Regions from separate parts of the Mus musculus genome. Here region 1 is linked to region 2. A link is a loop called in an ENCODE intact Hi-C map of the cell type or tissue named here. Cell type or tissue: gastrocnemius. All regions are shown on one strand. Links, peaks and the distances in the headings refer to the core of each region. The heading gives the core; the rest is flanking DNA.

Region 1 (15,709 bases), core at 2,631-10,630, 380 kb after region 2:
TGATGGGATGCTGCAGCTTAGTGATCCTCAGTGATGGGATGCTGCAGCTTAGAGGTCCTCAGTGATGGGATGCTGCAGCTTAGTGAGATCCTCGGTGACGGGATGCTGCAGCTTAGTGGTCCTCAGTGATGGGATGCTGCAGCTTAGTGATCCTCAGTGATGGGATGCTGCAGCTTAGTGGTCCTCAGTGATGGGATGCTACTGCTTAGTGAGATCCTCGGTGACGGGATACTGCTGGTTGGGAAAAGTGTTTCTGACAGTGGCTGCCCTGTCACCTCTCTCTACTGTCTGCACTGTCCACTTCACATCTGGAGGAACATTCTAACTAATTGCCATGACTAGATATTTCCTTTCCAGTTTCTTTCCAGGTTTTTCCATGTTTAATGACATTTTAGATAAATATATGTTGTGCTAATGTTGTGTATATACAATGACTGTTTATATATTGTGCTAGTGTTGCGGTAATCTTTTTGGAGTAAGTTCTCTGATAGCTGTGAGAGAAGAGAGATTCATTAGTTGACTGAAGCCAGGATAGCTCCTAAAAAGATCTTGATTGGTCCTGGGCCCGTTCATATTCTCATCTTCTATTCATCTAAACTATGAGGTGGGACGAATAAGCAAGTGCGATTTTACAGATGCGTATGAGCAGTCAGCTTGTTTTAAAGGTGTATTATAGATGACAGGTGTAAGCTCTTGTGGTCAGGTTGTTAAGAGCAACAAACTGGTAATTTTCCAGGTATTCTGTTCCAAGTAGTAAGTGAAGTGATGCTTAGATATGGGCCGTAAGCAGTGCTTTAAGTAAACCACTAACTAAAGCAGTCAGCCAGTGTCTCGTGCTTGCTCTGTCTCACTCTGCTTCACTAACATGGTGCAGTTGACCCTTCACAAATGGACCACAGGCTTCTGCAGGGCAGGAAGTGTTGATATGGAGTGTATGAGAGGAAGTTTGCATAGAAGGTGCATAAGTTCCAGTGTGGTAAAAAGGCTCTGTCAAGCCTTGCACTCAGCTCACTGTGTTGCACCGTGGGAGACATGCATACACAGTGTGGACTGCTGAGGTAGGAAAGCCTGACAGGGGCTGGCTTTGGAGGCTCCAGCCTAGAGGAGGCACAGGCATCTGGGAGCGAGCCAAGATGATGGTGTGCTAGTGGAAGGAGGGGAACATTGGCTGCCTCTGCTGCAGTTGTCAGCGAACTGGTTTGTGGTTGATGCACTTGCCTGGGAAATGGTAAGAGGACCATACTGTAGTAGGGCTAGGTAACACACATTGACAGAAAGGATTATGGGAGATTTCTCTTTCAGTTAGAGGCTTAATGATTTTTCTCTTAGCAGCTTTATTGAGGGATCATTGACAGACATTACGTTTTTGTCCCCATGACACCACAGTCAAGGTGTAACCCTTCCTGTTGTGTTTCCCGTGCTGTGCTTTTACCCAGTCACTTTGTCAGACATAGGCAGCCATGTCATCTGCTGACAGTGGCCTTGAGGAACATTGTGGTGGTCTTTCAGGTTTATTCAGAAAGGTGAGGCACCATGGTGGAAATAGCAGAATACGCCTGCAGTAGCGCATGTACACTTCTTCCTTTCTCTTAGGCCTGGCTCCCTGAAGAGAAGTCTGGCTTCCCAGAGCTCAGATGACCACTTGAACAAACGGTCTCGCACCTCCTCTGTGAGCTCCCTGGCTAGTGCGTGCACAGGAGGCATCCCCAGTTCTAGCCGCAATGCCATCACCAGCTCCTACAGCTCCACCCGTGGCATCTCACAGGTATGTCTCAGGGCCGGGAGCAGAGGATGCAGCTCACCCTCTGTTGCTTTGCACTGAACCTGTCTCTAGGCTAACTGGAATACAAAGCAAATTAACGAGATCAGTGGGACTGAACAGAAAGCAAACCTGGTCCAGATGGAGCAACCTGCAGATGGACCAGTGCAGTAAATGGTACTGATTTAGAAAGGTTTTGTTCCCTTTGGAATGTAAAGGAGATTTATTTCTTTATTTTAAACTTTCTTTTTTTTTTTTTATTACGTATTTTCCTCAATTACATTTCCAATGCTAGCCCAAAAGTCCCCCATTCCCCCCCCCCTCCCCTACCCACCCAATCCCACTTTTTGGCCCTGGCGTTCCTCTGTACTGGGGCATATAAAGTTTGCGTGTCCAATGGGCCTCTCTTTCCAGTAATGACCAACTAGGCCATCTTTTGATATATATGTAGCTAGAGACAAGAGCTCCGGGGTACTGGTTAGTTCATAATGTTGTTGCACCTGCAGGGTTGCAGATCTCTTTAGCTCCTTGGGTACTTTCTCTAGCTCCTCCATTGGGGGCCCTGTGATCCATCCAATAGCTGACTGTGAGCATCCACTTATGTGTTTGCTAGGCCCCGGCCTAGACTCACAAGAGACAGCTATATCAGGGTCCTTTCAGCAAACGCTTGCTAGTGTATGCAATGGTGTATAAAGGAGATTTATAGGCAAGTAGGATTTAGTGTAAGCTTTGATTCATGAAGTAGATGTCATTCTTGTTTAGAGTTCGTTAGAGCCCATAGGTGGGGAAGCCAGGCAGCTCCACTGTCAGGCACACTTGGGCTCCAGTATTGGTATTGACACTAGGAGGTGCACAGGCTCCTGCAGGTAGATCAGTCGCCCTTGGTGTTTGCTTTTGCCTTTTGAGACAAGGTCTCATGTATCCCTGGCTATTGTGCATGCAGCTCAGGCTGGGTTTTAACTAGTAGTGATCCTCCTGCCTCAGCCTCCAAGCACTAGGTGTTCAGCTTGCACCACCATGCCCAGTTTGTATCTAATACTCATATTCATGGAATATCAGAATCTGTAAAAATAGAGGCTGTACTTTTTACTATAGATGATTTTTGTTAGAATATGTAATGAATACAAGAATTACCTCTTTATTTCTTTTTTAAGATATTTATTATTTTTATGTATATGAGTACACTGCAGCTGTCAGACACCCCAGAAAAGGGCATCTGATCCCATTATAGATGGTTGTGAGCCACCATGTGGTTGCTGGGAATTGAACTCAGGACCTCTGGAAGAGCAGCCAGTGCTCTTAACTGCTGAGCCATCTCTCCAGTCCTTTTATTTCTTTTTTTAAGATTTATTATTTTGCAGTATGTGGTGGAATACTCTAACAAGACCAGCCTGGCCTACATAGTAAATTGCAGCCAGGGCTATGCAGTAAGATATGGTCTTAAAAAAAGAAAAGAAAGATATTTTTATTTATTTGAGCCTGTGTGAGGCCAGAAAGCATCCATCATCCTAGGAACAGGGTTACAGTATTTGTGAGCAGTCTGGTGTGGATGCTGGGAACCAAACATGGGTCTTCTTCAAGAGCAGCAAGTGTTTCTTAACCACTGAGCCATCTCTCCAGTCTCTCAGAAAGGTTTAGTTTTGCTGTGTTTCTTGATTTTTTTTTTTCTTTTAGTTTTTTGAGACAGTCTCTCAGTAACCCTGGCTGTTCTGGAGCTCACTATGTAGAGCAGGCTGGCCTTGAACTCACAGAAATCTATCCACCTCTGCCTCCTTAGTGCTGGGATTAAAGGTGTGTGCCTTCCTGCCTGGCCAGGTCAGAATATCTGCCTACATAGCCATATTGTCAGTAGTAGTTTCAGATTGTCTCTCTGCTTGACTTGCAGCTGTGGAAGAGGAGTGGTCCCACATCTTCTCCCTTCTCCAGTCCAGCTTCCTCCCGCTCCCAGACACCAGAGAGGCCAGCCAAGAAGACAAGGTGATGACCGGTCCCTTCTGGTCACTTTGTGTGGACAGGGGCAGCGGGTTTAACAAGGATTAGCTGTTGGGCTGCTTTATCTGACTCAGCAAATCAGAGTCAAACCATACAAGAGCAGCAAAGTGCCTGCTAGAGTTGTGTCCTTGTCCTACAGTGTGAGCAACTGATGGTTGGGGTCCCTTCTCTGTCTCATACTCCAGTGGGAGTGGTGCAGAGGCCACTGGGAGTGGAGTGCAGAGTGGACCGGGTCAGCAGGGAGCCTGAGTCCCTGGCCCCAGCTCACCCTTCACTGGAGCTCGGCTCCCTCGGGGATCAGGTCTGTCTGTGTCTGGCCTCACCTGCCACCCAGTCTTTTTTATTTTCCCTATCTGTCTGCCTGTCACGGGCCTGCTTTCTCACCAGCTTCACTCCTCGCTCCTAGCACTAATCTGCTGTTAGAGCCTGAAGATGCAGTCTGGGGCCTGGACTTGGCAGGCTCTGAGGGAAGCTTTGCAGATCCCTGGTCTATATTTGATTAAAGGCTGGTTGCTCATGGCCTATAACAACTGCCTGCCTTCGTTTCTACAAGAACTGCCACATGGTGATATGCTGACACTAGAGCCATGGGAGTGTGCAAGTGTGTGTGTGAGGTGCTGTGCCGTCTCCAGGCCTTCCCAAATAACATCTAGCTTTCACAATCCCCACAGAGAGGAGGAGCCATGTCAGCAGTCCAGTTCTTCACCTCCCTTGGTGACAGACAAGGAGTCCCCAGGAGAAAAGGGTAGGTAGAGAAGCCATGGGCCCGAGAGGAGCATCTCCAGTGAAGTTCACCGTGTTACTCTGGGTGGGGCAGGGAAGATCGTCTTGTCCTTGAGTAGGGAGGTCAGCAAGCCTGTGTTTCTGTCTGTAGTTACAGATACAACCACTGGGAAGCAGCAGAGCTCATGGACTTCCCCACCCACACCTGGCAGCTCCGGGCAACGCAAACGCAAGATCCAGCTGCTGCCCTCCCGGCGAGGGGACCAGCTCACCTTGGTATGTCTTGTCTATCCTTCTCGGCTCTTTTAGTCTCCAGGAGTCTGAGGGGCAGGGTCGTCTCCAGCATCTTGGGCTTGGCCTAACCTGCCTCCATTCTCTTGGGCAGCCTCCACCCCCAGAGCTTGGCTATTCCATCACTGCTGAAGACCTGGACATGGAGAGGAAAGCCTCACTGCAATGGTTTAACAAGGTCTTGGAGGACAAGCCAGGTCAGGCTGGGCGCAGTGTGCTCCGCAGTGTCTCTGTATTCCTTTTAGCTTTCCTTGGAAGAGCAGTTGTAGAATACTTGATTTTTCCATTCATTATCCAAGGCTGTCTTCAGGGTCATAATCCTCCTCCTGCTTCAGCCTCCAAAGTGCAGGGTTGCAAATGTGCACCATTACAACCAGCTCTTAGATGTTTGTCCCCCCTGATTCCACCAGGGCTCTTATTAACAGGAACTGTCACTAATACTTTTCCCATGGGACATGGAAGTTTTGTTGTTTGTGACAATAATGTTACTGTGTCCCGAGTGCTGGAGCGCAGGCCGGGAGCCAGCAGTGAGGTTAGGAAGGAAGGAGCTCCCATGTAAGAGGCTTGTCTCTCCTCCAGATGATGCTTCCGCCTCAGCCACTGATGGCCCCCCTTCCACCAGCCCTCCCTTCACATTCACCCTGCCCGCTGTGGGGCCTGCTGCCTCGCCAGCCTCCCTCCCGGCTCCCAGCTCTAACCCACTGTTGGAGAGCTTGAAGAAGATGCAGGAGTCTCCAGCCCCATCATCCTCGGGTAAGCAGAGCAGTGTGCCCTAGGGTTACAGGCTTTTGACATGATGGCAGTGAGAGGCTTCAGACTGCCCTGGTCTGGAAATACACAGGGACAGCTGTAATACTGTGATTCAAAGGCAGCTGCCCCGAATCTGTGTCATTGATAAATTGAAGGTGTTGGGTAAGGCTGGTGAACCTTGCCAGCTAGTGCCTTCGTGCTACTGCACATGCACACACTGTGTAGCTGACTTCTCACACTGGAGTGCAGGCGTGCTGATGCAGCTCGGGGCCAGGCAGGCACCGTTTTGCTAGGGTGGTGAACATGGTGGCTCTTTGAGATGAGCAGGCACCTGTGTGTGTAAGGCAGTGCAGACAGTTGCAGGAGTAGCGTTCTCCTTCATGGCCACATGTGCAGCTCCAGTCAGGCTCCCTACTCTTCCCTTCCGCCTTTCCTGGAATCTGGGAGTCCTGGTGTGGTGGCTGCTGGAGGGGGCAGGCGTGCTGAGTGCCGCCCTCAGACACCCTCAAGACTCACCTCACTTCCTTTTCTTCTCAGAACCTGCTGAGGCAGCAACAGTTGCAGCCCCTTCACCTCCGAAGACACCCAGCCTCTTGGCCCCTCTTGTCTCACCACTGGCAGGGCCCCTAGCCAGCACCTCCTCAGACTCCAAACCTGCAGCCACCTTCCTGGGGCTGGCTTCTGCTTCGTCTATAACCCCACTCACTGACAGCAAGTCCTCTGGAGTCTCTCAGGCTGAGCAGTCTGTCAGCACCCCAGCCTCCACAGCCTCCTCCCCGACCCCAAAGCCCAGCATGCTGTTTGGGATGCTGAGTCCACCTGCCAGCTCTTCCTCCCTTGCCACTCCAGCTCCGGCTTGTGCTTCTCCCATGTTTAAGCCCATTTTTCCAGCCACACCTAAAAGTGAGAGTGATAGCCCCTTACCAAGTAGCTCCTCAGCCGCCACTACAGCTTCATCCAGCACCGCCCCTCCCACAGCAGCCAGCACCACACCCACGTTCAAGCCCATTTTTGACAAGATGGAGCCATTCACAGCCATGCCCCTGTCAACTCCCTTCTCCCTGAAGCAGACAACTGCTACAGCCACCACTACAGCCACATCAGCTCCTCTCTTTACTGGCCTGGGCACTGCCACTTCCACGGTGGCCTCTGGCACCGCAGCTTCTGCCTCAAAGCCTGTCTTTGGCTTTGGAGTGACCACTGCAGCGAGTACTGCCAGCAGTACCATGACTTCCACTTCCCAGTCAGTTCTGTTCGGGGGAGCCCCCCCTGTTACTACTTCTAGCTCTGCCCCAGCTCTGGCCTCCATCTTCCAGTTTGGCAAGCCTCTTGCCCCAGCAGCATCTGCAGCAGGCACCTCCTTTAGCCAGCCCCTTGCCAGCTCTACCCAGACTGCTGCCAGCAATAGTGGCTTCAGTGGTTTTGGCAGCACCCTCACCACCTCCACCTCGGCCCCTGCCACCACCAGTCAGCCCACGCTGACCTTCAGCAACACTGTCACCCCCACCTTCAACATTCCCTTTAGCTCCAGTGCCAAGCCTGCGCTCCCAACCTACCCTGGAGCCAACTCACAGCCCACATTTGGAGCCACCGATGGGGCCACCAAGCCAGCACTTGCCCCAAGTTTTGGCAGCTCGTTCACTTTCGGCAACTCTGTGGCCTCAGCCCCATCGGCAGCCCCAGCACCAGCCACCTTTGGCAGTGCTGCACAGCCAGCTTTCGGAGGGTTGAAAGCCGCAGCCTCCACCTTCGGCGCCCCTGCCAGCACTCAGCCAGCTTTTGGTAGCACCACGTCTGTGTTCTCCTTTGGGTCAGCTACCACATCTGGCTTTGGTGCTGCTGCCACCGCTGCTACCACCACACAGACCACCAACAGTGGGAGCAGCAGCTCTCTGTTTGGCAGCTCTGCTCCATCCCCATTCACATTCGGTGGCTCAGCAGCTCCTGCTGGCAGTGGAGGCTTTGGCCTTAGTGCTACCCCAGGCACCAGCTCCACCTCTGGAACTTTCAGCTTTGGATCTGGACAGAGTGGGACCCCGGGCACCACCACCTCCTTTGGAAGTCTGAGTCAGAACACCCTGGGCGCACCCAGCCAGGGCTCACCCTTTGCCTTCAGTGTGGGCAGTACACCTGAAAGCAAGCCTGTGTTTGGAGGTAAGTTTGGCAAGCCTGTTAAGGGTGAGTGCACAATAGTCTGCCTGCAATGTTAAAAGCCAACTGGCAATCCAAACTAGCATGGGAGGAATCCTGTGTAGTCAGGAAAGGTTCCTGGAGGGTTGGAGAGATGGCTCAGCGGGTAAGACTTCCTGATCTTAAAGGGAACCCAAATTTAGTCCTAGCACACACATCAGGTGGCTGTCACTGCCTATAGCTGCGGCTTCAAGTGTCTGATGCCTTCATCTGCCTCCATGGGCACTGCATTTTGTATGCACACACATACTTTAAAAAAAAAAACTTTAAAAGATAGATATTATGTGTATGTGTCTTTTGGCTGTGCGTATGTCTGTATACCACATGTGTGCTGGTGCCCACAGCAGCTAGAAGAGGGTGTTAGATCCCTGGGACCTGTGAGCTGCTGTGTGGGTGCTAGAAATTGAATCTAGGTTTATTAATGAAAGGAAAAGATGTTTGGTGTATACGGTCATCCTTAGCTTTATTTCATATGGTTGCTCATGCTGCACAGGAAGGACTTTTAACTCACCAGGCCATCTTCTCAGCTGTTGTAATTTATAGTGTGTGTGTGTCCACCATGCGTGTCTATGTGTACATGCATGTTACCATGGTTTACAGATAGGGATCTGGATATAACTTTATGGAGTTGGTTTTCTGCTTTCCCCTTACTTCTTAATTCTGAGGCTATACCTCAGGTGGCCAGGCTTGTGCTGCGAGTGCTTGTCGTCTTCACGCAGAGCCAGCTCACTCGCTCCTTGTTTGTGTTGTCTATGTGTGTGTTTGATACTGTTTTCTAGTGTAGCCCAGGCTGCCCTCAAATTCAAGATCTTCATACTTCATCTTCCCAAATGCTACAGTGATAGACGTATACCCACCGCAGGCTGCAGGGAAGGGTACTGTCAGGGCATAGAGGCAGAAGCAGAAGGTAGGTTCATGAGCAGAGAATAAGGCACGATTGGCTGGAGATTGCAATGCTGCTGGCAGAGTACAAGGTTGGTCATAGCTAGGTTCATTGTCTGGATTTTAAATGTCCAGGGAAGTCACAATAGAATTTTAAGCTTAAGGGTCTCATCTGCTGCGTGCAGGGTAAATTTTGGCCCTAAGAGCCGCTGACTTCTTTGGTAAATAGGAGAGAATCTCTTGTGAATTGGAGAAGATGGCCAAGGGCAGGATGCAGATCTGTTGAGGGAGTTGCTGGGAACATGAGAAAGGGGATGTAATGAGAGACAGTGGAAGGCTTGCAGCGTCTGGAATAAGTAGGTGGATGGGGCTGGGGAGACAGCTCAGTAGCCAGTGCCTGATGCTTGAAGGGTGGGGATCTGATTCAGTCTCCTGTGCTAAGAAGCTTGATGAGGCAGTGGCAACCTGTAATCTCAATGCTGGGTGTGGAGGTAGGCAGAGCGCATGGGCAGGAGACCCAAAATAGGCAGCTCCAGCTCAGGGAGAGCTCCAGAGACACCCAGTGTCAACCTCTGGCTTCTGTACTCTCCCATAGATGAGTACTACTCTGGTGCAAACACACACACAAACACACCAGATAATACTCAGGCTCTGTGTGTGTGTGATTAGCACTAAAAGGTCCTGAGTCTTGTGAAGTCACTTAAGAATGGTGATGGGGAGGGTGATGATTCAGGATCCTAGGTGGGGGAGGTGATTGACTGATAGATGACCCTCCAAAGGACCAGAACTGTTAATAAGAGTCTGGGACCCAAACCTCGGGAATTGGCCTGGGTGTGGTATGGCATGCCTGCCATCCCAGCACTTAGGTTTGGGCAGGAGGTTGGAGAGTTGAAGGCCAACCTGGGCTAAGCAGAAGACCCAGTCTCAAAAACAGCATAACAATGGAATTGAGTGTTTGAGGTAGGAGGGGAGAGAAGTGGTCTGGAAGCAGCATCAGAGACAGACAGCCCTGAGACATTATACAGAGCAGAGCATCCTGGGAAGGAGGGGGACCCTACAGATGAATGAGAAAGAAGGGGCAGGGAACCAGGGAGGGATTAACCTGACAGCACGCCTCACCCTCTCCCCCATCTCACTGCAGTTGCATAATGGAGAGGTGGCAGAGGCTGGCTTCATCAGCTCTGGGTGCTGGGGATAGGCCTGATAATGGTCTAGTTTCTAACTTTTTTCTGTCTCCCTTTTAGGCACATCTACACCTACTTTCGGGCAGAGTGCCCCTGCCCCCGGCGTAGGCACCACAGGGAGCAGCCTCTCATTTGGGGCCTCTTCAACACCTGCCCAAGGCTTTGTTGGAGTTGGACCTTTTGGTAAGCCACCAGTCTGCTGCCAACATGGTGTCCTTGTCCCTTGAGTGAGGAGTGATTAGGAATATAGCAGGTTGCTGTTCCTCAGGGTCCAGGGAAGTTGGACAGCAAAAGTTAAATCTTCTCAGGAAACTCAAGCCAAGTGCCGGTGTTGTTTATTTCTATGTGTATTGGTGTTTTCCCGCATGTTCATCTATGTGAAGGTGTCAGATGCCCTAGAACAGGGGAGTTGTGAGCTGCTATCTATGCTGGTGCTGAGAATTGAACTTCGCTCCTCTGGAAGAAGCAGTCAGTGCTGTTAACTGAGCCATCTCTCCAGCCAAGAGCTGTGAGGGCTCCCAATGGTTTCAGAAGCCCTAATGGAACACTTAGGTTTTGCTATTGACTGACTCCCCAGATGAAGGCACCAGCACATTTTCTGTGGTAGCAGCTGCCCTGATAAGGTCTTGTTAATTCTTTCCAGGATCAGCAGCTCCTTCGTTTTCCATTGGTGCGGGATCCAAGACCCCAGGGGCTCGACAGCGACTTCAGGCCCGAAGGCAGCACACCCGCAAGAAGTAGCCTGCCTCTTGTCTCCACTCCCCCATCCCTTGCCTGAATCTGGACCTCAGCACCTGCTAGGAAGAGCCTCTGACCCTTCAAATTCCATAGCAAACCCAGCCTGTCGCCAGGGTGGAAGTGGCAGCCTGGTCATTTCTGTTCCAGAGGAAGCCAGTGCCCCACGGAGGGGCAGAAGCCCAGTACTTTACTTGAACAGTCACACTGGTTAGGCTGGAGAACTGAAAAAACATCTGTACATATTGTCCTCTTGCTGCCCCAGCGCTTGTTTAGTGTGTAACCTAGGCAGCCTCCCCCTTTCCTTGGCACCATCTCTGCTGGCACCTACTTGGATCCCTAATACACATGAGGTGGGGTTGGGGGAAACGGAATGTCCCTAAGCTTTGCCTGCTTGGTTTGGCCATAAGAAGTGGTTCTCTTCCTCTGATTCCTTCAGGGTCTCTCCCTATTTCTTGCTGCTTTGTCCTTCACCGGTCCTCTGTGAGATTCATTCCTTTTAAATGGCAGTGAATCTTGCTTTGCCTTGGAGACCCCAGTGGGCACGGTTCCGCCTCTTCTGCCCAGTCTGTTTATCTCCAGCCCTCTGCTGATATAGCCTCGAAAGGGTTGGTGGCTCAAGACTGTTAGCCTGGCAGAGCCAGGGGAGGGAGACGTTTGCTCCAGGAAGACCTGGGGCAGGTAGACCAGACCGCCCACCACTGCTTCTCGCTGCCTCTTCACCTGCCCACTACCCCCCGGGCCAGTTTGCCTCTTCGGGATTGTATTTTCCAAGCCTTGTACTATGTTGGTCTGATGTTAATGTGTGTTGCTCCTTGAATCGAGTTTGGAGGAAGAATTGAATTGTATGTGTGGCGGCATGTTGGTAATGCCGGACTTAATGTCACCTGGGCCCTCCTGGGCCTAGCTAATTGAATGCTGAAAGTGGCACCGCGTGACAGCCACAGTGCTGACTCCTGAATTCTCAATAGTGTTTTGACTTAAGGGCTGGCAGCCCAGGGGATGGAGCCTGTTGGGAGCAAAGACTTCCCTCTGTTGATCCTCCCCACGTAACCCACCCAGGCCAGGGCAGCTTCTGCCTGTGTTTGGAGTTCTACATTAATGAACTACACTTAATATAGTCCTTAGTTGTATTCTCAAAAGGTTCCTACCTAGCCTGTCTTTCTTTCCAAAACCATACCATACCCTTCAGCCCCAGAGCCTGGCTGCCATGTCCATCCTCTTTGGGAGAAGTATGAATGCGTGTGTCTAAATTAAAAGAAAAAAATATTTAAACATTTTTTAACAAAATAAAATTTATTTTTGTATTTAAGCTAAATTGCCTTTAAAATTCCTTCAAGCTTGGTTCACTGAGGTGGTTAAGTATAAATGCTATTGAATAGTAGAATTAGCTGTATAGTTATGCCTGTGTGAAGGAGGGGCTCACAGCTGTCCCCAGCAGCTCCCCTAAGGGGGCAGAGCTCCTTCTAGACATGTCGTATAAGTGTGATTCTTCTTTTATAAACAGTGTGATGTAGCTGTCCCTGGTCCCCTTCCCTTTGTGACTGGGATTGAATGTTTTATGGCAGGGGTTAGGCTGGGTTGTGTGGAGCTGGAGAAGAGCTTGACCTCAGGTCCCAAATGCCTGTGAGGATGGGGATGGGTGGGGGTCTGAACACGAAGCCTCTACCTGTGCCTCAGGTAAGGAAGGGGCCTCCCTGCAATTCAGTCTGAGCTAATTACCTCAGCTCCACAGCAGGCCTGTATCCAGGGCCCCTGCGGAGGCATCCTGGAGTAGCCTCGGTGTGTGAGCACATTTGTCCGTGCTCACGCTGGACAGGGACAGGGAGGCTGGGGCTTCCCACCACAGACTGAGTTCCTGTGAGTGTAGCTGAGATTTTTAGTATGAATGTGAGATTGTTCTTGCTTATGTCATTAAAAATAAAACTGTGATCTGTCATAGATGTGAGTTTGCCCTTTATTTGTGAAGCGAAGAACTCGTGACTGGTAGGACTGGGCCCAGTGAGGGACACAGAGTGCCAGGACATCATCTTCCCTTCCCAGAAGAGCAGGGTTCCCACAGTAAGCATGGTTCTGCTGGCTGTGGGGCACTCAGTGCCTATGTGCTTGGCTGCATGCTGGCACCAACTGCTGCTTTGCGTCTTCTCTTTCTCTTTGGGACTTGGCTGAGAGGTTCTGGATCCATTGCATCGGTCTGTGGGGCTGGGCTGGAAGAAGAGGCCAGAGGTTAGCAGATGTGCTAGCACACACCTTAGCTCAGGAGGCAGAGGCGGATCTAAAAAGGTTGGGGCCAGCCTGGTCTACCTAGATAGTAAGTTCTAGGTCAACCAGGGTTACACAGATACTGCCTCAAACAATAACAAAAGCCTGAGCTCCTCACTCACGTTGGTACCACCTCTGCACGTTCAAACACAGCAATGAAGAAGCCACCAGTGAGCGTGGTCTCAGGGGAAGCCCGGAGGCAGTGTTCAGACCCTGGAAAGGTACTCAGACCTCGGTGAGGCCATGTGGGTAGGACAGGAGCCAACCTGTGGAGAAGGGGAAGACTCAGACCCTGGTGAGAAGCAACTTGTGACCTCAGACCTGGGGACCACTACCTGAATGTCCCCGAGTTGTGCTGTAGAGCCTCCTGGACCACGTCTTCATTCTCTTCTTGGCAAAGGGAACACGTGGAGTAGACTAGGCGCTGCAGAGAGGGGAACCTAAGTGCATGGCACAGAGCCCGCTGCTGGAACCCGGCCAAGGCCTGCAAGCGCTCCTTGCTAGGTGTGCCTTCCCCATGTTCCTCCAGCTGCCGGCTCAGCATGCCTGTGGAAAAAGAGCTGCAATTATGAAGCCATTTCCACACCCAAACCCCCATTTTAAAGATGAGAGCATTTGTAGTTACAAGTCCAAAGCAACACCAAGACTAACTGGGCATCTCCAGTATCCAAGCTGCTACAGGCCTACGACCAGAGCCACACTGTCCCCTTCTCACCAGAGCCACTACAAGAAGGATCCAGCAAGATGTACTGGACCTGGCTGTAACGCTGGTCAGAGGGAGAGACTGTCAGGAAGTCCTTCTCTGCTAACTCGCAGCAAGAGACCCCAGCCCGAGCCACCAACGTCGCCATGGCTGCCAGCCGCTTAGCGTCCTGGTCGAAAGCAAAGATCTTCCTAGGGAGAAGAGCAGAGGCAGAGTGAACTGAGAATTCCCTTCTGTGTGTCTGTCTGCCACATGTGTGCGGGCGTCTGTGGAGGCCAGAAAACGCTGTTGGAAGCCATGGAACTGGAGATAGAACAGGTTGTGAGTCACCTGACATGGGTGCTAGTAGAGCAGCAAGGGCTCACTGAGCCATTTTGCCAGCCCCTGAACTGAACATTTATGGAACACAGAGGCCCACGGTTAGATATCATCAAATTGTAATGTGTGCTAAGCCAGGACACAGGTCTGGGGCGTGGCTCAGCAATAGAGGGCTTACCTAGAAGCCCCCCCCCACCCCACCCCCAGTGAGGGGTTGTGTGTGTGGCTCAGTGGGAGCGTGCTTCCCGAGCATGCTTAGGGGATTCAATCCCCAATACACTATCACATGAACCCAAAAAGCTAGGACAACCTATTTAAGTCATCCATAGGGGTCACTGCCACAGACAACCCCAAAAGCTGAGGGAGTTTTGTCTCAAACCAATAGCCTGGCTTGGGACTAGGCTATGAGCTGCCAGAGGCACTTAGTGAGACTTTCCCCTACAAAAGGCAAGATTTGACCCCACCCTCCCTCAGCCTCAAAGCTCATAGCCAGCACTCACCCCTGGTTCTTTAGAAGGGCTGCAATGTAGCTGGTCTTGTTACCAGGGGCAGCACAGGCATCAATGACATGGGAGCCTGGCGGGGGGGACAGCAGCATGGCTGGGAGGCAGCTGGCCTAGCAGGACACAAGATGGTAGGAAGCTGGGCGAACACAGAGCCCTGCAGTCACTTCCCCATACTTCCTCTCTCTCCTCCCATCTCCCTACCTTGTCCTGCAGGATGAGATGGCCAGCACGGTAGAGTGGATGCTCGTGCAGATCTGTCTGTGCAGGAAATACAAGAAGCTCAGGCAGCAAGGGATCCAAAAGAAAATGCTGCCCCTTGAGAGCTCGCAAGTCTTCCAGGCTGGCGGGGAAAACCACCAGTTAGGTTTGGATTTTAACCTTTTGATTTTCTGTGTTGAAGTGCTTTGTGCACCACTATGCATGCAGTGCCTGTAAAGGGCCAGAAGAGGGAGTCGGAGTCCCTAGGACTGGAGTTACAGATAGTTGTGACTACCATGTGGCTGCTAGGAACCAAACTCTGGTCCTCCAGAAAAGCAGTCTGTGCCCTTAACTCTCCTGCTTTTCATTTTTAAAAAAGATTTGTTGTTGTTTTAAATTATGCATCTATGTGTAGGTATGTTCAAGTGAGAGCAGACACCGAGAGGCATCAGTGCACCATGAAGGAGGAGTTACAAGCCACACAACACGGGTGCCAGGAACTGAACTCAGGTCCTCTGCAAGAGCAATGTGTGCCCTTTAGCTGTTGGGCTGCATTTCTAGCTCTAGGTCTGGTTTGTTTTATTGACACAGGATCTGGAACTCAATCCTATCTCAGCTCCCAGTGCTGGGATGACAGGTATATAACCTTGTCCCCTGCCTCTAAGGAAAAGGAGTGGAAGCTGCAAGGGTCAGTGGGTGGCTCACCAGGTAAAAGCACTTACTACACAAGTCTGAGGACCTGAGGCAATGCCTTGAACCAGCAGAGGGGCAGAGAAGACCCATTCCTGAAAGTCTGTTTGCTGACCACAGGCACGTGGCATAGGCATGGCCTCACATAACATACACTAATGAGAATTAAAAGAGTTTAAATTAGGTTGGTATATTGATTTTATAAAAGGTAGAGAACAGCACTTTACATAAATATGTGACACAAAATGACAGAAGTGTGTTGGGAGCCATTTGAAAATTGTTGAGAGTTTTGTCCTGATCTAAAGCCAAAATCTATCCAATAATTTTTTTGTAAAACTCAAGTCAACAGATCAAATACTAATTTTTAATTTAGTTTTTGGTTTTGTTTTTTGAGACAGGGTCTCTCTGTATAAGCCTTGGCTGTTCTAGAACTTACTCTATAGACCAGTCTGCGTTCAACTCATAGATCTCCTGCCCCTGCCTTCCAAGTTCTGGAACTAAAGGCGTGCACCACCACTGTCCAGCT
Region 2 (15,709 bases), core at 2,853-10,852:
ATACGCACACACAGATGCACACACACAAGTAGAGAGAAGAAATGAAATAGTAACCATTTACAGTTTCCTTGGTAGTATATGGCTTTGTATGTTGTGATACAGTTACATATTCGTGTTAATTTGCATATTCATATGTTGTGATTCACAAATGCTAGGCAAGCACTCTGTCAATCGAACTATAGCCCCAGCCCGATGTCCAGTGTTTGAAGTGTTTAATTCAGTCTCATTTTCTGGCATTCATCTAAATAGAAAGACGTCTGTTAAATGTGTACATTGTTGAATCTTCCCAGTAGGATGGCTGACCTGCTTTTCTGCGAGCCAACAGAACTCTATAACATCTTGAATCAGGTCTCCAAGCTGTCCAGATTGGCTGAGCCCAACTACCTCTGTTTACTGGGTAAGTAGAAAACAACAACACACCAACCCAACACACCAATATATACAACAACACAAACACCACACACACAAACATCAGCACAGTACTAACCAACAGGTATGTTGAGAACAGTGGCCTGCAAACTTCTTTTTGAAGGTTAGCAGAGTTTCAGGAGGGGGAAATGAATGGTTGGTTCAAAAGGCTGCCTGTAGAAAGGCTGGGAGATTAGGCTCAGTGAATATGGTACTTGTACAATGGTGAACACCAGCGTTTGGTCCCCAGCACCCATATAAAAGTCCCAGAACTCGGGACAGGGGAATGGGATACACTGGGCAGACAGCTAACTAAACTCCGAAAAGGTGAGCTTGGGTTCTGTGAGACCTAGCTTCAGAAAATAAGGTAGAGAGTGACTGAGGAAGGCACACAGCGTGTGCACATGCTTGTACACGCACCTCCACACTCTTTCTGCTTAGATACATACACCACACACACATGCAAAGGCACAGGGTGCTGCAGCTGACGGTACAGCACCTGAAAGTTAGCTCAAGACCAGATCAAGGACAGGTCTGCACAGCATGGTGGCTCAGGCCCGTGGGCCCAACGCAGTGCACTCAACAGTTCCAGCCTACCTGGGTTACATGGTGAGACTCCATCTCAAAGAAATGAAGAAGTCAGCTAGCTGCTGGTGGTGTTATACCTTTAATCCCAGCACTTGGGAGGCAGAGACAGATGGATCTCTGAAGTTCAAGGCCAGCTTAGTTTATAGAACATGTTCTAGGACAGCCAGGGCTATACAGAGAAACAGCCCTATCTTGAACACCCCACAAAGATGGCTTTGTGGGTAAAGGTGTTTGCTGTCAAGGCTGAGTCTAGTCCCTGGAGACCACATGGTGGAAAGAGAACTGACTCTAACCTCCACTTGTGTGGCATGTAACCAGCCCCCACCCCTGAAATACAGTGATTATTTATTTAAAGATAAGAATCTTACTATGTAGCCCTTGCTCACAATCCTCACACCTCCTGTCAGTCCTTCCTTCAGTCGCTAGATGCTGAGATCACAGCTGTGGGGTTTTTGTTGTTGTTGTTTTTAAGTTTTCTTTTTATATATGTGAGCACACTGTCACTGTCTTCAGACACACCAGAAGAGGGCATTGGATCCCATTACAGATGGTTGTGAGCCACCATGTGGTTGCTGGGATTTGAACTCAGGACCTCTGGAAGAGCAGCCAGTGCTCTTAACCACTGAGCCATCTCTCCAGCCCCCACAGCTGTGTTTTGAGTGAACAGTTACTCACCTGCCCACCAGTGTTCTCATGTCCCTTCACGTGTCCAGTTCTGAGTTCAACCCTTTTGTTCCCCAGATGTCCGATCAAAACGACAGTATGACGAGAGCCATGTGATCACTGCCCTCAGAGTGAAGAAGGTATCAGGCTGAGGAGGACGGGAAGCAGAGGGAAGGAACGTTTTGTCTTGGATCCAGAGAGTGCCGTCGACTGTGAGGGACAGGGTGGTGGGAATGACTTGGCCCCTGAGTCCCTCCCACATCCCCAGAGCTCATCCTGGTGGATACTTACTCCCTGTTACTGCTGTTATTAAGGGCAACGTGTCCTACAGTCGTTGGTGTCTGATCTGGGAAAGAAGGTCCATACAGCCCCCGTGCATCTGCTCTCTGCGTCCTCCGGGATGCCTGTGAGCTTGGTGCTGTGTCTACTTTGTCTAGTCTCTGCTGTCTGGTAGGTGGTCAGTACAGGTTGTTGGTAAATACTGGTGACCAGAGAGAGGCCTTCCCTCTGCCCAGAACATGTACCAACCTTTGTTTGCCGTGTGTGTGTGTGTGTGTGTGTGTGTGTGTGTGTATGTGTGTATTATTTGATCATTCATGAGCATGTGTGCGCATGCTCACCCACCTGCACACATAAACCAAAGGATGGTAGTTATCTTCTTTTAGGATAACCTTAGGATTCTTAGATTTTTTAATTACATTATTCTTTCTACTTTATGTTTCTTAAAGTTTTTACTGCATTATTATGATTTTTAAATCATATGTGTCTGTGCTTGTGTGCACATGCGTGTAGGTGCCTGCAAGGTCCAGAAGAGCACACTGGGTCCATCGAGTCCCCACAGCTAGAGCTACAGGAAGATGTGAGCTGCCCAGAGTAGGTGCTGGGAGCTGCACTTCCCTTCAAGTGTAGCAAGTGCTAGCTGCTGAGTGGTCTCTCCAGCTCGCTGTATTATCCTCCTCTCTCATTTCTCTCTGTGTGGAGGTGAGGGTGGTATATATCTGGGCATGGCCAGACCCTGTCACACTGGTGGAGATCAGAAGATAACCTCTACATGTGGGTCCCAGGAACTGAACTCAGGTTCTCAGGCTTATAAGTACCTTCACCTGCCGAGCCATCTCACTGACCCTTATTCTTATTTATTCTTAGCCAGAGTCTTGCTATGTAGTCTCGGCTGTCTTGAGTCTCACGATCCTCCTGCCTCAGCCAGGACCAACACCCTGCCGCAGGCATCCTCCTGAATATTCTCTTGAGCTTTTAGACAAATAGAGTTTTTCCCGTTTGTGTTCCAGAGATCCTTGTAAGTCTAGACCTCTGTGGCCCTTAACTTCCTGCCTTGACAAAATTCTGTTGTCATAGCCCCCTGAATGTCCTCTCTTGGGACTTCTGCATCAGATAGGCCAGGTTGTAACAGGCAATGTTGGGCTCAGATTCCCTTAGGGATGGGGGCTCATAAGGGACACTAAGAGCAAGTGAAGGCTGCATTCTGTGTTGTCATCTAGTCAGGAATCCTTGCGTTCTACAACATCTGTTAGGTTCCTGTATGTGTCTAGTACATATATGCGTCTAGACTACATCCCCTCCCCAGGTGACCTCACCCCCTCCCCAGGTGACCTCACCTCCTCCCAGGTGACCTCATCCCTCCCCAGGTGACCTCACCCCCTCCCTAGGTGACCTCACCCCTCCCCAGGTGACCTCACCCCCTCCCTAGGTGAGCTCACCATCTTTATTAGTTACCTTTCTTATTCATTACATCAGCAAAAGCAACTGCAGCGGAAAGGGAGGAAGGGAGAAGGATATTTTACCTTACAGTCTCAGGGATATAGTCCTGTCCTAGTGGGGAAGGCATGACAGCAGGCACGTGAGCCACCAGGTTACATTTTGTCCATAGTCAGGAAGCAAAGAATGAACCAGAAATGAGGCTGGACTGAAAACCCTCAAGGCTTATCCCCTGTGACCCACTTTGTCTGGCACTTCCCTCTGCTTTACCTTTACCTGCTAAAAGTTCCATAATTGCCCAAAATAGTGTCATCATCTGGGGACACTTGTGCCTGTGGAAGACATTTCACACTGAAAGCACAATATCTTTTATTTTCACTCTTGGGACCTACATTATGGTGACCCAGCCCCTCATGACTCTGCCACTCACCAATGCAACTCTACCTCATGGTAGAATGCTCGCCCTTCATCCATGTGTATGAAACATACATTTAAGGTCTGTCACATGCCAGAGATTGTTCTAGAAGCTCACAAGGTATATTAGTCTAATGATTAACAGTGGCTACATGGTAGAATCTAGTATCATCTTGGAGACAAAACTGCAGCCATATCTTGGCAGGGTTTCTCGAGTGGGTTAAATAAGGTGGGACACTCATCCTGAGTGTGGTCAGCACCATCCCCTGGGCTGGAGCCAGACTGAATCAAAATGAGCTGATGAGGTCAGTGGTGCTGGCACACACTTTCTATCCCAGCACTCGGGACGCAAGGCAGGAGGGTCTCTGTGAGGTCCAGGCCAGCCTGGTCTACAGCGGGAGTTTCAGGACAGCCAGGGCTACACAGAGAAACCCTGTCTCGACCCCTCTACCTGTCCCCCAGAAGAAAGCCAGCTGAGTGCCAGCATTCATCTTTCTGCTGCCACCTCACAATCTGTCACCACACCTGATTGTACCCTTAAACTGTGAGCCAGATGAACCCACCCTTCCTTCCTTCTTTCCTTCCTTCCTTCCTTCCTTCCTTCCTTCCTTCCTTCCTTCCTTCCTTCCTTCCTTCCTTCCACAAGCTGCTCTTGTCAGGTGCTCTGTCATGGCAGTCCTGCTGTCCCGTAGCCTGCATTCAATCCATCTCACAGTTCTGGTGGCATTCGCTCACTTGGGGCTTCTGCTTCGGGACCCATTCATCCAGCCACAGCAACTCTGGCGGGCTGTGAGTCTGGTCATGGACCAGCCATTCTCCAGCCAGGCCATCTCCAGCTTAGTGACCTGCTTTTGTCCTTCTTCGTGGTACATAGGGGGGACCCTCCAGGATTCTAGAGCCACTCCCATCCATTAATGGGGTTCCCAGCTCATGAGTCATGAGGGGAAGGAGGACAGGACCCCCAACCAACCTCAGGCTCATCTGGGTGTTGTGCAGGGACAGTAGCCAGGTGAGCTCCGCAGCAGCCCGTGTTTGTGGTTTCCTCAGCGAGATCATCAGTACCTCATCCCGGAGTCCGTAGACCTGGAGTGTGTGAGATACTGCATCGTGTACGACAGCAACACCAGTTCCCTGGAGCTGTGCATACGGCGGCAGCTGGAGGAGGAGGAAGAGGAGGAGGAGGTAGAAAGAGAGGACAAGGAGGAGGACACTGGTAATTTTTGTCCTTTTGGTGGTGTTTGAAAAAGGGTCTCTCAAGCTGAGTTGTGAGGGTGCACACCCTTAGCCCCAGCTGTCTGGAAAACCTCCCTCTGCTTCCTGAGTGCACTCTGCCAACTGAGCCTTCCCAGTAGGTTTTTACAACCACACAAATAATAGTGGACAGTACGTATTTCTTGTTTTTGTGTGGCTGTGATCACATCACCTGAGGAAACAAAGGAGAGCAGGGTGATTTCTCTAGCTTGCTTCTTTGTATGTGTGTCTGTGTGTGTGCTCAGGCCTGTGGAGACCAGAGGTCAGCCTCGGGTGTCAGTCCTCAAGGGCCTTGTTTTTTAGGACTGTCTCTACTGGCTTGGAGATTGTCAAGAAGGCTAGACTGACAGGCCAGTGAGTCCCAGGAAGCCACCTGTCCCTGCCTTCCTGGTGCCAGCATTGCAAAAGTGTGCCACTGTGCCTGGCTTTTACACAGACTCTGGGGGTGGAACTCAGGTCCTCAGCTTACTAACTAAGCCATCTCTTGCAACACGTGCACATCTACACATGCAGAAACATGCACACACACACACACACACACACACACACGTATGAAAGATAGGGGGAGGAGAAGGTGAAATCACTCACATGCCTAGCAGTGAACACTCTATGGCTGCACACAACATGTGATCCCAAACTCAGTGGCCCTAAATAACAAAATGGGTTCAGAATTCAGAGGCCACTCCTCCAGGAAACCCAAATGTTTCTCTCTAGAAATTGTAATCACAGTGTCTGCTGGGAGGATTACCCTGAGTTTGAGGATAGCTGCAGAGTGAGACCATGTTTCAAATGAAAACAAACAAAACCCTGGGCTGGGACTGTAGCTTAGTCGGTGGAGTATTCCCCTGGCATGCAAGAAGCCCTAGGTCCAAGCCGGGCGTGGTGGCACACGCCTTTAATCCCAGCACTCGGGAGGCAGAGGCAGGTGGATTTCTGAGTTCAAGGCCAGCCTGGTCTACAGAGTGAGTTCCAGGACAGCCAGGGCTATACAGAGAAACCCTGTCTCGAAAAACAAAACAAAACAAAACAAAACAAAACAAAACAAAACAAAACAAAACAAACAAACAAAAAAGAAGCCCTCGGTCCACTCCAATACCACCTAAACAGGGTGTGATGGGACACACTTGGAATGTGGAGGCAGAAGGAGCAGGTGCTCAAAGCTGCTACCAGCTATGCACAGCAAGTTCAAGGTCTGTGAAACCCTGTCTCAAAAAATAAATAAATAGTCATAAAAATAGGTAGGTAGGTAGATAGGTAGGTAGGTAGGTAGGTAGGTAGATAGATAGATAGATAGATAGATAGATAGATAGATAGATAGATAGCACACCATTAACCTCAACACTCAGGAAGCAAAGGCAGGGGTATCTCTGTGAGTTTGAGGTCAGCCTGGTCTACAGAGCAAGTTCCAAGACAGTCAGGGACACACAGTGAAACTTTATCTCAGTAAGCAAATAAATAAACTTTGTCCAGGGCTATAGCTCAGTGATAGAACACTTGCCTCTCATGCACACATGCACAAGGCCCAAGGTCAAGGGGGTGGGGGCAGGGGCAGTAGGATGGCTCAGCAGGCAAATGCACTTGCCACCAAGTTTAACAACCTGAGTTTCATCCCCACGACCCACATGGTGGAAGGAGAGAATTTACTCCTCTGAGTTGTCCTTTGATACCCACATGTGTGTGGTAAAACACATACACATGCATGCACACACATAAATGAATAAAGAAGTAAAAACCAGAAGATTCCCTAAAAACATATGTAGCCAGTTACAAGACATTCAATGAACGTTTTGAAGCTGGCTTATTGTCTTTCAGCCCATAGTTTGGGGATGATGACCCATGCTGACAGGATGAGGGTGAACATTGACACTTTGTGCCACTGGGTGGCGCTAACGCCCCACCTTTAACAACACCCGCCGTCTAGCCTTCCAAGTGGTCTTTGGCTTGGAAATTTCTTTTCCTTTGGGCTACAGTTTGTATTTGCTAGTTCTAAATCAGAGTCTCATGAAGCCCGCTAGCCTCAAACTCACTGCATCGCTGAGGATGACCTTGGACTTCAGCCCTCTCTCCACCTTGTGAGTGCTGGTATCACAAGCGCACGCTACCATGTCATGCACCCAAAGCCACGCTGGGCCGGCTCTCTACCAACTGAGCTACATCCTTAGCCCTTTTTGTTTGTTCACATGTTTGTATATTTTGGACTGGAGAGATGGCTTTGGTCTTCAGTGGACCTTAGTTGGAGTCCCAGCATTTATGTAGTGTGCCTGCCTCACAGCTCTCCTTAATACAGCTGCAAGGCATCAGACCCCTCTGGGGTGAGGGCACATGTGCACATCCCCCAGCCCAGACACACACACACAATTACAACTTTTAAAAATTATGTTGTATGTATGTATGTATGGTAATGTACATGCCACAATACATGTGGATTCTGCCATGTAGGTCCTAGGGATCAAACTCAGGTGATCAGGTTTGGCAGCAAGTGTCTTTACGCTCTGAGCCATCTCTCTGGAACCGTCTTCTTTGAGACAGGGTCTCATGTAGCCCAGGCTGGCCTCAGCATCACTGTAGCTTGTATTTCTGAGCCTCTTGCCTCTACCTGCCCAGTGCTGGAACTGCTGGTGTGTACTGCCTGCCCAGCCTGTTCACAGGACTACCAACTGGACCCTAGCGCTCTAAGACCAGGGCCCACTTAGATGGCTCAGCAATAAAGGTGCCTGCTCCCAAGCCTGACAACCTGAGTCTCATCCCTGAGACCCACTAGTTGTCCTCTGACTTCCATATATATGCTATGGCAGATGCATGTCCCCATACACAAGTCAGTCAGTCAGTAAGTAAGTAAATATGATTTAGAAAACCACTTTTGCTCTATAAGAGGTGGCATTGTGCTGTGGAGTATCCCACTCAGAAAGCGATGACAGCCAAATGTAACACTTCCACTGGAGGCGACTTTCCTCAAGTAAAATGGTGATTTTTGGGGGTGGGGTGGAGATTGTGCCTGATGGCATACACCTCTAATCCCAGCACTGAAGAAACATAATTAGACAGATCTCTATGAGTTCAAGGATAGCCTGATCTACGTAGGGAGTAGTATGTAGGCCAGCCAGGGCTATGTAGTGGGACTCTTCTTTCAAAAAATCAAACCAAACCAAACCAAAGCAGATGCTGTTGAGAAGCCAGGTGTGATAAAATGCTGACTTTCAGCCAGGTGTGGTAGGACACATCTGCAGGCCCACCATTGGTAAGGCTGAGGACGGGGAAACCCAACTCTGTCACCCCCCTGCCTCAGTCTCATGAGTGTTGGCATTGCAGATGTTCACCAACATGCCCAGCTACTGGTTTTGACAAACAGCCTTTTCTGACACAGTAAGTGTGGTAGCTCCTGAAGCTGCTTGACAGGGTGACCAGGCTCTGTGGGAGTCCCTAACTGTCTCTAATGCCACCCTACAGCTGTTGACTGTAAGTCTCTAGCAGTGGAGAGGCAGATATCTAGGCTAAAGGTGTGGCCTGGGACTGCCATTCCGACTCCCCCGTGGCCTCTGGCCCAATAGTCTCTTGCTCAAGAGAGACACGGCTGGTGCCCCATAACCTACTGTCTGGACTCTGATGGGGAAGGGGGATGAATTCCACCTTATGCCTGCAAGTTTTCTCCCATCATGGTTTACAGACACAGGTTCATCCTCTGGATAGCTCCCTGCCAGTTATGTCCTGAGAAGTTCCTTCTGGAAGTGTCCTTGTCTTCAGGAGAAAAAGTTCGTTTATTTAATCAAACTAATTAATTTTTTTCCCTAGGTGATTTTACTTTGTGTGTATGTGTGGGTGCACATGAGTGGGTACACACATGGGAGAGCCTTAGATGTTGATCCTCAGGTGCTGGTCTCCTTCTAAACGGTTTTGGTTTCTCGAGGGTGGGTGTGTTCCAGAGTTTGTACAGAGGTCCTGAGATGAAGGCCTGGTCATCTGACTTGGTGACAGGTGAACTGACTTCCTAGCCCTACCTTATCTTTTTGAGACTCTCTCCTTATGTATAGTTCCCCAGTTCAGCTGGGCTAGCCTGCTGTGGAGCCCCAGGGATCTGTCTGTCTTCATTGATGAGATACAGCGTACACCACAAAGCCCAGTGTTCTTATGTGGGTTCGGGAACAGAACTCAGGTCCTCGGGCTTCCCTGACTCTCTGCTGTCTGAGCGTCTCCCCAGCCCCAGAAACTCCAGAGCCCTTCTCCTGCTGGCAGACTCTGGAGGGTCTGCAACCAATGTTCCTGGTCAGGGTGTCTTAGTGGATGCAGGGTTATAGAGATTTTCTATTGAAGCGGCATGAGGTCTGTATTAGTTACTTCCATGCCTCTGTGACAGAAGACCTGACCGGCAGCTTCTGAGAGCAGAGTGACTTTGGCTCACGGTTTCAGAGGGTTTGGTCTGCAGTCACTGGCCCTCCATTTCCTCTTTTTATTCTGTCCCAGCCCCAGGCCATGGAACGGTGCCCCACATTGAGGATAGATTTTTTTTCCCTCCTCAGTTAATTCTCCCTGGAAACATTCTCACATTTGCACTCAGAGATGTGTCCCCCAGTGTCCTAGGTGATTTTGGTTTAGACAAGTGGGTAATGAATATTATTCATATTATATAGCATAATTATGAAAGGGTTGAGTTTAAATTTATAACAAACCATAAAAAGAGGTCCAGTGAGATGATCTCTGGGACCCACGTGATGGAAGAAGAAAACAGGCTCCTGCAGCACACACACACACACACACACACACACACACACGCACACACACACACACACACACACACACACACACACACACACACGCATCCAGGCACAATCCTGGAAGGCAAACCAGGAGAATAGTGAACTCTAGGCCAGACTGGGCTTCGTAGCTCTCGTCTCAGAAATAAAACTAAATTCTAAGGAGGTGTCACTTGAGACCCACCAGGGTGGGCACAATTTAAAACATGACAAGTGTTACATAGCGAGTGTTGACAAGAGTGGGGCACTGGGCCTTTGTATACCACGGAACACAGTGGGAAAGGACCTGGCACGGAGGCCCCCGACTGTGCTCCAGTATTGGAGACTGAGCCTGCAGGATTACTACAATTTCAAGGGCAGTCTTGCCTACATAAGTCCCGGGCAGGACCCTGCTACAGAGTGAGACTCTGACTCAGAACACAAAACAAAATCAGAGTCAGTAAGATGGTAGAAAGCACCTAGGAACAGACCCACACCATCCCTGGAACCCGAAAGGGGACAGGAGAGAATGAGCTGAAAATGAGTTGGCCTGTAATCTCTACTCATACACCATGGCACATGTGTATGCCTGTATACACACACACACACACAGACACAATTAATAATGAAATATTTCAAAAATTAAAAACTAACCCAAAGCCAGACATTAGTGGCACACACATTTAATCTGAGCACTTGGAAGGCAGACATAGGCAAACTTTTGATATCAAGGCCAGCCTGGTCTACAGAGGAAATTCCAGGACAGCCAGGGCTACTGAGAGAAACTCTGTCTCAAAAAAACCAAAACCAAACAGACAATCCAAACCAAACCAAACCAAACCAAACCCTAACCCAAACGACACCCAACTGTAAGAAGAGCATCAAATGGTCTAGTGTAAAGAAAGCCATGGGGATTGTTCCGTGTTGAGGTGCATACTCCAGGAGAGTGAGAACACAGCACACAAAGCTTGTGCTTCGTTCAACACAGATGTCTCAACAAGCCAGTGAGCGGGTGAGACTGAATGCAGTCCCTCCACAGAGTGGAATGATACTCAGCCATACAGGATTTGATGTGGGGCCGGAGAGATGGATGGCAGCCAAGCACACATTTTGCTCTTATAAAGGACCCAAGTTCAGGTTCCAGAATCTAGCTCTGGGGATCTTACTGTACTGGGTGCCCTGTGCTGGCTTCTATGGGCATCTGTACCCTGTGCACAAACTCACACATACACATAATTAAAAATAATAAAAATTTGATGCTAGAGATATGGCTCAGTGACTGAGAGGACCTGGGTTTGATTCCCAGTGCCCGAATAGTCGCTTACAATTGTCTATAGCTCCAGCTCTGGGTGATACATTGCCTTCTGGCCACTGCAGTCACTTCACACATGTGATACACAGACAAACATGCAGGCAAAACAACCATAAATATTTTTTAAGACTTTAAAAACAAGGCTTCACTTATTCTATCCTTGAGTCAGTTTTTCCCCCTAATTTTATGTGCCCCTTAGCTTGGGTTTCTGAGTAATTGCTTTCAGTGGAAGTGGCCATCCATTGTCACACTAGGCAAATGCTAAGTACATTTTGCACCTCTTTGGTGTCTGCCTGTAGAACTCCTACCTGGACCTGCTGTGGAATTTGGACAAATCCTCATTCACTTTACCCGCCAACCTGTCTATGTCCTCAGAGGGGGCTATGAATGCTTCTCTGGCATGTACCACTTCTTCCGGACTCAGAAGATCATCTGGATGCCCCAGGTGAGGCAGGAGAGTACTCATAAGCTTCTAGGAAGTGAGGCTGGAGACGGGTAAAGGGAGGCAAAGACAGAGGAGATGGGGAGAGAGGACATGGGAAGTGAGAGTGGAGACATAAGCCTGGGGCAACTGGTGGGGTTCAGCCCATGCTGACAGATTCCGAGCTAACACATTGTACTGGCTGATTTAGTGTCAACTTGACACAGGCTGGAGTTACAACAGAGAAAGGAGCCTCCCTTGAGGAAATGCCTCCATTAGATCCAGCTGTAAGGCATTTTCTCAATTAGTGATCAAAAGGGGAGGGCCCATTGTGGGTGGTGCCATCCCTGGACTGGTGGTCCTGGGTTCTATAAGAAAGCAAGCTGAGGGGGTTGGTGAGATGGCTCAGAGGCTAAGAACACCCGACTGCTCTTCCGAAGGTCCAGAGTTCAAATCCCAGCAACCACATGGTGGCTCACAACCACCTGTAACGAGATCTGACGCCCTCTCTGGAGTGTCTGAAGACAGCTACAGTGTACTTACATGTAATAAATAAATCTTTAAAAAAAAAAAAAAAAAGAAAGCAAGCTGAGCAAGCCAGGGGAAGCAAGCCAGCAAGCAGCACCCCTCCATGGCAGCTGCATCAGCTCCTGCCTCTAAGTTCCTACCCTGTGTGAGTTCCTGTCCTGACTTCTTTTGGTGATGAACAGCAGTGTGGAAGTGTAAGCTGAACAAACCCTTTCCTCCCTAACTTGCTTCTTGGTTGTGATGTTTTGTGCAGGAAGACAAACTCTAAGACACACATTGTCTTATTTAGGGTTTTACTGCTGTGAACAGACACCGTGACCAAGGCAACTCTTACAAGGACAACATTTAATTTGGGGTGGCTTACAGGTTTAGAGGTTCAGTCATTATCATCAAGGCGAGAGCATGGCAATGCCCAGGCAGTCATGGCACAGGAGGAGCTGAGAGTTCTACATCTTCATCTGAAGACTGCTAACAGAATATTGGCTTCCAGGCAGCTAGGATGAGGGTCTTAAAGCCCACACCCACAGTGACACACCTACTCCAACAAGGCCACACCTTCTAGTAGTGTTACTCCCTGGGCCTCGCATATACAAACCACTACACACAATATGGGGAGGCCAAACATAGGAACCTAGAGGAGGTATGGTTTCTGTGTGAGGCAGTATGCTAAGTCAGACAGTGTACAGTTTGATCTGAAATGTTCCCCCACATGTGTATGCTTTGAACACTTGCTCTCCAGCCAGAGTCCCTCCTCAGATGGCTGCAGAGCCTTTACGAGGTGGGGCCTGGCTGGTGGAAGAAGGCCCTAGGGGTAGGTCTTAAACGTTATACTCATCCCTGGTTCTAGTGTGCTAACCCTGCTTCCTGCTCTGAGGCATGCACCTTTCATCACTGCATGGGCAGGGCCCGACCACACCTTCCCTACTGTGATGGATTAAAGCCTCTAAGACTGAGAGCCAAATAAACCTCATCCCTTTCAGTATTTTGTACCTAGGATGTTGCTAGATTTCTTTTTTCTGATAACATTGATTTATTTTGTGGCACACACATGTGAGTGCGTGTGTGTGTGTGTGTGTGTGCATGTGTGCGTGCGCACGCGCATTCTCTTCTTCCAACATGTGGGGCCCAGGGATTGAACTCAGGTTCCTTGGCAGCAAGCGCTAACCTCAAGTGGACAAGTTTTGGGTCACAGATTGTCAATTCTAACCTTTGCATGTATGGCCAGGTACAGACAGGAGCCATGAGGGAAGGGGCTGTCATTGTGGACAGCCGTTTAGGTACTGGTGCTGTGGGTCAGTCCTGTTTACACCCAGGCCTCTGGCTTCTCGTGTGAGGCATTCATTCACGTGTGAATGTCTGCCTCACCTTCTTGGGATTGCTCTCCTGAGCTTACCTGCAGAGCCACACCCCCAGAGATAGGCCTCCCAATTATCTTTGGTGAGTGTACACCCACACCGGCCTTCTTTCTTCCCCATCCCAGGAACTGGATGCCTTCCAGCCATACCCAGTTGAGATACTTCCAGGCAGAGTCTACCTGGGCAAAATCAGTCAAGCCTGCAATGCTAAGATGCACAAGGACTTGAAAATTAAAGCACATGTCAATATTTCCATGGAGACAACACCCTAGTAAGTGAAGGTGATACTATTGTGTGTGTGTCACACACACATGCAGATATCTGTGCAGATGGAGGCCATATGTTAATATTGACCATTTTCCTCTGTCATTCTTCACTTGATTTTTTTAAGAAAGGGTCTCTCACTGCACCTGGTGCTCATGGATTGGCTAATCTGCCTAACCAGAAAGTTTGGAGATTTGTCTCTGTGGCTCCAGCCCTAAGTTTCCAGATGTGTGCCCCCATTAACCCAGCTTGTGTGTGTGTGTGTGTGTGTGTGTGTGTGTGCTAGGTCTTGTGGGCCAGGTCCTTATGCTGTGCAGCAGGAGTTTTGCACAGGCTTCTGTTCTAGGTTAGAAGTCGCTTGTTTACATGTTTCTGACTGCTGCGGCTTGTGGCTGGTTTTGCCACCATAGTACTAGAGATTAAACCCAGGTCTCTCCCTCACTGGCCAAGTGCCCTTCTGGTGAGCCATGCCACATTCCTTCATTAGAGGGTTCTAGCAGAGTGCTCCAACCACACCACCAGCCCCTCACTGGCAAGTTCTAGGCTGATGTCTTATGTCAGACGTTCTCTGCGTGCACATGCATGTATGCAACTATCTGTGCAGGCCAGATGACTATCTCCAGTGTCATTCTGCAGGAGCTAGCCACATTTATTTAAAAGACAGGATCTCTCACTGGCCTAGAATTCACCAAACAGGCTAGGCTGGCTGGCCAGTGAGGCCAGAGATCTACCTGCCTAGTGCTGGAGTTCCAACTGTAGGCTCCCTGCCTTTTTTTGTAGGGGCTGGGAATCAAAGTCAGATCCTGGTGCTTGTCACTCTATCAGCTGAGCCATTTTCCCAGCCCCCAGGACTATTCTGCTAGTTCCTGTCCTCCTGATATCAACCCCTAATCATTCCCTTCTGGGCTCTGTGCTGTGGGCTGTGGGCATTACACACTACACTACACTACACTACACTACACTACACTACACTATACTACACTACACTACACTACACTACAGTAGGGCTGGCTGATCCACCATGTGTTGTGTGACTTTTCTGGGGAGATGTGGAAAAACATCTACTCACCCCGGATAGGACACTGGTGACAGACTAAAAGAAAGGACACTACCACAAAAGTCCAACATAGAGAACCAATGAGCTTCCTGCGGTTACTTGACAGGTGCACGTGTGTAGGGAGGTAACTTAGAGGGACATGGATGACTCACAAGCAGCTGAGTCAGGATTCCTGATAGCTGGGACCCTGGAGCTTCCTACATGACTCACAGACAGCTCCTCAGGCCAGAGTCTCCTCTCACCTGTAGTTGTTACTACCTGTATAGCTTGGGGAAGGGCCTTGTAAATCTTGTAAGTTTCAGGAAGTTTCTGGGACTTACAAGTTGCTCATTCCTGAGCTTTGGAAGTTCCTTTTACTTCCTGAGCCTTAAGAAGCCTCCCTCCTGGAAGGAATGCTCCAGTAAAGAAGAAACAGATACTCACCACTGTGCTGCATTCCTTCAGTTTTATAGGCAATGCAGACAAGCTCTTACATATCAAGCTTGAGGATTCTCCAGACACCTTGCTTTTTGACTATTTCCGCCACATCTGTCACTTTATAGGTAAGGAGAATTTCCTGATCGGGGAGTGTTCCACGTCTGTTGACAAGTCTTTCTCTGCTTGAGACCTCCAGAACTTGGGAAAGAGTATAAAATCTAGCACAGTCAGCTGTTCAGAAGCCTCAGCCATATGTACATTAGCAGCTTAGAAGGAGTCCTCCCCCCAACCCCTGTGACAGGACCACACTGCATCTGATTGTCCCTTGGCTAGATGGCCATTCCTTCTGAGCTAGTTATACAGTGAAGACACTGGCCAAACATGGGTGTACCATGTTTGGGATGCCTGTTCCTCTGTGGGGTCTGGGGCCTCAGAAATGCTTCTCTTTCTCTTCTGTGCCCAGTGCTAGTCGGTAGAGTGGAGTAAGGGAAGGAGGGTCCCCCTAAACCCATCCAGCTTCGATTCCCATCATGCTTCACATGTCTATTTGGCTCTGCCCTGGCCTCCCACTTGCCATAGCAATGCCCA

Evidence for each region. Peaks named below come from ENCODE experiments on the same cell type or tissue, not always from the same donor. Only the 100,000 strongest peaks of a DNase experiment are listed, where the experiment ranks them.
Region 1: a loop joins it to region 2, with 2.7 times the contacts of the local background. A loop is called at or near these places in 8 of 42 quality-filtered maps.

Annotation. Positions count from the first base shown.
Region 1 is chr5:135,372,880-135,388,588 of GRCm38, reverse strand. It overlaps Pom121 (nuclear pore membrane protein 121), which reads left to right. Exons shown (of 13, transcript NM_148932.2): 5 at 1,594-1,765; 6 at 3,645-3,736; 7 at 4,423-4,496; 8 at 4,626-4,750; 9 at 4,860-4,962; 10 at 5,345-5,518; 11 at 6,053-7,669; 12 at 9,832-9,954; 13 at 10,415-12,449. The coding sequence ends at 10,512. Mir7033 (microRNA 7033) reads left to right here and starts at 4,779; the gene lies at 4,779-4,859. Nsun5 (NOL1/NOP2/Sun domain family, member 5) reads right to left here. Exons shown (of 10, transcript NM_145414.2): 5 at 14,497-14,635; 6 at 14,290-14,405; 7 at 13,484-13,662; 8 at 13,104-13,314; 9 at 12,891-13,034; 10 at 11,792-12,713. The coding sequence ends at 12,605. In gastrocnemius, for the core only: no CTCF peak of the experiment used is centred there; a DNase peak (open chromatin) is centred at 6,945.
Region 2 is chr5:135,754,944-135,770,652 of GRCm38, reverse strand. Styxl1 (serine/threonine/tyrosine interacting-like 1) reads left to right here. Exons shown (of 9, transcript NM_029659.4): 2 at 291-397; 3 at 1,738-1,799; 4 at 4,837-5,002; 5 at 11,379-11,524; 6 at 13,509-13,654; 7 at 15,149-15,246. The coding sequence starts at 295. Among named protein-coding and RNA genes, the nearest start is that of Gm30205, 10 kb to the left of the region's middle. In gastrocnemius, for the core only: a CTCF peak has its summit at 6,921 (motif pointing right); a DNase peak (open chromatin) is centred at 6,928.